2 separate regions of the Mus musculus genome follow, and region 1 is linked to region 2. A link is a contact called in ENCODE POLR2A ChIA-PET data. All regions are on one chromosome and are shown on one strand. Each heading gives the region's core, a stretch centred on a gene start or an enhancer-like site at or near the end of the contact. The rest is flanking DNA. Distances are from core to core; before and after follow the strand shown. Region 1 has its middle 6.4 kb from the start of Hsp90aa1. Region 2 overlaps Ppp2r5c (protein phosphatase 2, regulatory subunit B', gamma).

Region 1 (3,244 bases), core at 69-2,568, 220 kb before region 2:
CCAAATTACTCTACTCGGGCTTTTGGGGCAGGAAAATTAAAGTTTCATGACCTGTCTTGGTTATGGAAAGTTCCAGACAAGTTGGGCATCTAAGCAAAAGCCTGCCTCAACAGTAAAAAGAATGGGGCCCAGGAATGCAGCTCAGTGGCGGAGGGAGGACTTGACTGGCATCCTCAGGTCCATCCGACCCAACACCTCACAAACAAGTACTGGAAATAAAAAGAAGACGAAAGACTGGGATGCCACATCTTTTAAATTCACATTCCATTTTGGAGACCCTGACCCTAAGTTTGAATTCAGGTAAACTAACAGGCCAGTACCTAGCATTAGTTTCCAAGCTACCCCTCAACAAGACCCGAGCCTAGCTCCGGTCTCTAGGCTAATCGCCAACAAGACCAGCGTTTCCAGGTTACACCCTCAATAAGACCAGTGTCTCCAGGTTATTTCCTCAACAAACCTGCACCCCTGGGTTACAAGCCCACCCCCTGCCTAACGACCACCAATGCAGAGGACAGCAGAAGTTAAGTTATGATCCGACTCCCAGCACCAGCCAGTTATGTTAAAGACCACAGGAGCTTGCCAATCAGATGCATGCACACGTACTCCATCCCTGCTCCCTGCTCGCTGCTTCCTAGAGAGCCCTGCCTCCTAGGTGTAGTGGATGGGAGTGAGTTTACCTCCAATTATTTACAACAACTGGCTGTTGTTTTTTGTTTGTATTTCTCCACAGGAAAACGTGGGTTTTGTCACATGTAAGCTTGTCCTTGTGATTGAACACTTTAGATAGGCATTCGGGGATCTCATCCCATCCCCCACCAAAACTGTCCTGTGTGACAGCGGTGTGTTGGGTGGCCTGAGCTAGCTTGAGTAAAGGCCCTGCTATGAGTTGCATCAGATTGGCTCCTGTCTGTGTTTGGGGGGATCACTAACATTTCCCTGGCACCACAAGACTACAGCTCAAGAGCGAATTACTTCTTAGTATGTAGGAGGTCGGAAAGTCACACACTGCCTTGAACTCTCTTTGTCATCCTGGCAGGTTTTCAACTTGTCATTTCAGTCTGAGTCAGCTTCCTGCATTGCTGGGATGATAGGCCTGCACTACGGAATGCACCCAGGCCTGCTGCTCTCGGAACTTTGCAGCAGGGGGTCTGTGGTCCTGGCTGAGTCAGGAAGATTATTGGTGATTCCAGGCTGTCTTACACACAGGAACACCACCTCATCCTTGCTCCGCGAAGTACCAGAAGCTTTGCCTTGAATTCTTGAGTGAAGACTGCGGTGAAAGTCAACTCCCATGGGAGCTCAGTTGTTCCTATTGGAAGGCCTCCAGCAGCTGACCAGCAGGTGGCGCTAAACACCCGTGCAGCCCCTTAGGAATGAAGGGCTCTAGCTATACACTAATTCTTTCTGTATGATTTTGACTGCCCTGGGCTGGGTCTGGAGATGGTCCAATAAGGATAAAGAGATAATAATCTGTAATTTCAGTTTAGCTGGATGAGCTTAGAACTCTGGAGGAAGCACATAGAGGGATCTGAGCTCAATAAAGTGTCTTTAAAAAAAAAGGTTCCAGGCTCAAAGGGAACCTTTCAGGGTGGAGAGGTCAGGCCCTAGGGCTACCGTTGTAATTTACATAAAGGCAGGGATGGTAAAATGTGGAATAGCCCTGAAGTGTCCTTATGCAAAGTACAAGGTCGGGACAAGGACCCAGAGTCATGTGAGGGCTGGGGCAGAAAATTCCAAGAAAACAAAACAACAAGAATTCCTATGACCTCAGTTTCTCTAACCCAGGGAATTGTTCTTAGAAGGTGCTTGTGTGCCCTCCCTGGTGTAGCGGGTAAGAGTGAGTTCACCTCAGATTATTTACGAGGCAGTTGGTTTTTGTTTGTATGTTTCTGTGGGAAAGAAATGTGGGCTTTGCCACGTGTAGCTGTCCTTGTGATTGAACCCCTCACTCCGGTGATTCTTCCGAACCTTCGGATGTAAACTGCCCAAAGCTCTGAGACTTTAGACCTCCTCATTTCAGGCTCCATTCTTCCAGGTTCCACCTCCGCAAGAACAGTAGACGTTAAGAGGTCCGCCCTGCCGTAGAGGCTGCTTAAGGGTGAGAAAATGGAACTCGGGAGGAAGAAAGAGGCTGGAACAAACCAGAAAGCCAAGCAGCAGCCATCGCCCTTGTAGACTATCCTTCCCCTCCCTGAATCAGTTTCTTTGCTCGACGTGCATTTGCGTGTGTGTGTGTGTGTGTGTGTGTGTGTGTGTGTGTGTGTGTGTGGTGCTGGAAACTAGTGCCTCACATGCATTAAACATGTCTTTTCCAGCTGAGCAAATCTAGCCTTTGTATTCCTGATAAGGTTGCCATGATCTTCTTATGACTGAGAAAGCTGCCCCAGCTGTCGGGAGCTGGGCACTCCTCTGTGGACAGTGCTGTCATGGCCTGGTGACAGACCTGCAGATAATGTATGCCATGGGGCTGGATATAGGAGGGGGGTCTCCCCAGCCAGTGACTGTGTGAACTGGGTCCCAGACAGGGAACAGGAGAGAGGAGCTGGCTAAAGGGGCCCTGGGGCTGACAGCCTAGATAGAAAGTAAGGGCATAGTGTCCTGCATGCCCTGAGGGTTCCCCACTCCTTAAAATGGCAGCTGAGAAAGGCACGAATCAGTCCAGCAAAAGCCAGCTAAGTAGGGCCTGGCATGGCACCTGAAAGCTTGAGTTCTATCTAAGTAGCTCCTGAGCATGGGGGAAAGAGTGTTCCAAGGACAATCTGAGGCAGCCCTCAGGTGTGGTAGAGGGAGGCCTGGAGTCAGGTGACTCAGCAGGTTTAAGAAAACCACAGTGCTCCAGGGAAGGAAGCTCTAGCTCTCTCTCTCTCTCTCTCTCTCTCTCTCTCTCTCTCTCTCTCTCTCTCTCTCTCCTGCTGTCCTCTTGCCCCTCCCCGTTCTCCTCCCCCCTCTCTCGCCATGTGCTCATGGCCTGCTTCTACTTCTCTGCTCTCTCTCTCTCTCTCTCTCTCTCTCTCTCTCACACACACACACACACACACACACACACACACACACACACGACCTTTGGTCTGACAGGACTGAGACCCTGACAAAGCTCCTCACACGGGATGTTCACCTCTTTCTGGTTTGTCCCACCCTCTCAGAGCTAAGGGTGCTACTCCAGGCCAGACAATGTGCTTGTGTGGGGCTCAGACTCCCCTGAGTCCTGTCCCATCCCTGACTCCAGATTAGCACTAGCAGATTA
Region 2 (2,903 bases), core at 79-2,578:
CCACGAAGCTTCCTTCTTTGGCTGGGAATGAAGCAGCATGCCTGTGTGATCCTGTGTGTGCCACGTATGACTGTAGGTCTCTGCAGCCACGCCTGTCTGCTGCAGGAGGAAGCTTCCCTGATGATGGCTGAACAAGACACTGATCCATCGGTTAGCAGAATGCTATTAGAAGTTCCGATACGCCATAGTGATCCCCTTGCTGAGTTCAAACCAAAGTGCAGGACCCAGGCAGGATGCCACTAAGCCCAGTCCAAACAAGGTCAGCAGAAGGCAGGTGCAGCCATTGCTCGCCTCAGAACACGCCTCTGTCCACCAACTGAATACCGGAAGGTCCCCACGTGATGATTGGGGACACAGCAGAGCCACTTATAGAACCTATGTGGAGACTAACCCTGGAGTGGCCACTGGGCTTGACCACTCTGGGGGCGTGGCTCCCCCCCCTCCCGCAGGCGAGCCCTCAGACAGTGTATAGTGCCTGGAGGGTGCTCTGTTAGTGTATGGCAAGAACAGGTTGAGCACTCGGCAGCCCCCCATCTGGTCAGAGTGCCTTGACTACTCTCACATCTCTTCCTGGCAGTGCAAGACTAAGAGGGAGGACATGCTGCTGCATCCCGGCAGTCAGAGCACCACCCGCGGTTGTGAAGAAGACTCCCATACCGCAGGCGAGGCCGTGGCCTGTGCCTTAGCCATCACCCGCCCAGTGCTACAACTGTCTACACTGATTCTCAGTTGCTATGGCTACACTATCCAGGGCTGGTACGGACAGGCCTCCTACAGGACAAGTGCCAGGGGAGCTGGAGCGGCCCATGAAGGCTCTGGCCGCTTCCAACTGCGGAAGAGACCAGAACTCAGCCTGCATCCTCTGCTCTTCTGTCGCTGTTTTGTTGTCTACTAAAAACAAACAAACAAACAAAACAAAACACCTGCCTGTAAATACATCCCACTGATTTTAATTTTACAAAGTAGTTCTGAACAAAACCTTCAAATCTTGATTTCTAAATTGAGCCAAAGGTTTTCTTTGGTTTTCCTTTCTCATCCACCGCAATCTGGCATTTACTGGCAAGTCTGTGGTACTGCAGTGGCAGTGTGTGGCATCAGGCTGGCCAGTGTTGGCACCTGTGTGAGTGTAGCTGTTATGGGTCCTGTTGGGGAAGAAGTCTAACCTAAAACCTCTGCCTTCACTTGTAGTTCAAAATAGACTTTCCTTAGACAGATCAAAGCTCCCTAGTACGCAGCTCTGCTCAAAGGCTGCCAGGAAAAGTCCGTTGCCAGCATCAAGGACAAAGGGACAGGCTCGGGTGGCCCTGTTGATTCGAGCAAGTCTCCAGTGACTGAGCAGAGCCACCAGAGCTTACCTCACAAAGCTTACCTAACAAAGCTTGCCTACTCCAGCTCCTGCACGCAGACCCGGGCCCACTTTAAATCCTCGCAGCTGGGCTGGGATGCCTTTCAGACCAGAGCAGGTGCTCACATCTTTTTTTGTTCTGAGAAGACAGGAAACCCATGAACTCTATAGAAAGGATTCAAGCGTCTCAGAGTTTCCACACCAGCTGTTTTATACGGTCTGCTTCCACCCTCAGCTGCTGATCTCCTTTTCAAGAGCCCCGAGGCAGAGCAAGGAGAAGGGAGCCATGAGAGAGCCTATGCCTGGGCATCTTGGGCACCCTGGGTATCCTGAGAGGTGGCACCACAGCAGTCACAGCAGTCCCTGAGAGGACAGGGGTGGACAGGCCAGAGCTGCAGTGCTCTTCCCTCCTCCAGCAAATGCAACAAGTGTTTCCTGGATCTAGAACAGACACAGGCCCGCCCGCCCTCACAGACAGCGGGGCGATGGCCGGCATGAGGTAAGGGGTAACACGTTTGAGCACTTTCTCCGCAGCTGTCGAGTAAGGAGGTGTCAGCATAAGCAATTCGACATCACTGAGCCTCAGAAAGGAGTCATGTGCTGGAGAGCCTTGAGGGCCTCCTGCTGAAGCAAACGGAACCAGATGGAGGACAATGCAGGAGGAGACCCCTAGTCATCAAACCCAGAGACAGCAGAGCTCAGGAGGCCTGGGGGCTGCTGCAGGGCAAAGCTTCTGCGAGGGGGATTCAGTGTGGGGAGACGTCAGTATGCACGGGCCTGTCAGGAGGGTCAGGTCGGGACCCCGTAGGCTGCTGAAGGCACACCTGTGGTGTGTAGGTCACATGCTGAGCTCACAGTGTACATCTTACCACAGCTCTAAGAGGAGGTAAAGTAAGGTCTGAGCCAGGGAAGTTCAGGAGACACTGGGCAGCAGGAGCGATGGGCCATGGGATACCACAGGGGAGAGCAGGTTGTCTGGGAACCAGGTCTTAAGGTGGAAGGAGAGGACAGAGGGTGAATGTCCAAGGAATAATGTACATACACACACGCACGCACTCATGCACGCACACAAGCACGCACGCACGCACACGCATGCTCACCACGTGAGTTGTGAGATGCTGTTCAGGTTTTACGGGGAGGGCCTGGCTGCAGGTCCAGCTGTCTGACAAAATGCTGGCTATTACTTATGGTGTCGGCCAGGGGTCACCTGTGGTCACCCATGGTAGTTAAGAATTCACTGTGGCCTGGCACCAGCTCACAGGACACACAGGTAATCAGAAGGGAGGAGATAAAAGCCTGGGCAGAGGAGCCTTGGGAACTCGGGGTTCGCTCCTTGGCCACGTGTCTGCTGCAAACTTTTAATGATGGCCGGATGTAAAGTCTGTGAAGGAAGGTGGACCACAGCGCTTCCACGGATGAGGGCAGGAATTACCCCTTCAGAAAAGCCAGACTGAGGGATCCTGCCAGTCAGGTCAAGGAAGGAGAGAGACCCCATACTCAGCGACCTGCCTGCAGGGCTTCTGGCTCATGACAGGGCCCACACTGGCCTCCTCCTGGC

The links. ChIA-PET counts read pairs that join two places held with the same protein, here RNA polymerase II (POLR2A).
Region 1: POLR2A ChIA-PET joins it to region 2 with 10 read pairs in embryonic stem cell. The contact joins two enhancer-like sites. POLR2A ChIA-PET finds 5 or more read pairs at or near these places in 5 of 5 experiments (Patski and embryonic stem cell).

The regions. Positions count from the first base shown.
Region 1 is chr12:110,701,210-110,704,453 of GRCm38, reverse strand. No RefSeq gene overlaps it. Among named protein-coding and RNA genes, the nearest start is that of Hsp90aa1, 6.4 kb to the right of the region's middle. Within about 2 kb of position 1,318, at least 1 of the 3 ENCODE cell types and tissues checked has a DNase peak (open chromatin) inside an H3K27ac peak, as active enhancers do.
Region 2 is chr12:110,477,301-110,480,203 of GRCm38, reverse strand. All of the region lies in intron 3 of Ppp2r5c (protein phosphatase 2, regulatory subunit B', gamma), which reads right to left. The region is part of intron 2 of Gm19605 (predicted gene, 19605); the gene reads left to right. Among named protein-coding and RNA genes, the nearest start is that of Gm19605, 6.9 kb to the left of the region's middle. Within about 2 kb of position 1,328, at least 3 of the 3 ENCODE cell types and tissues checked have a DNase peak (open chromatin) inside an H3K27ac peak, as active enhancers do.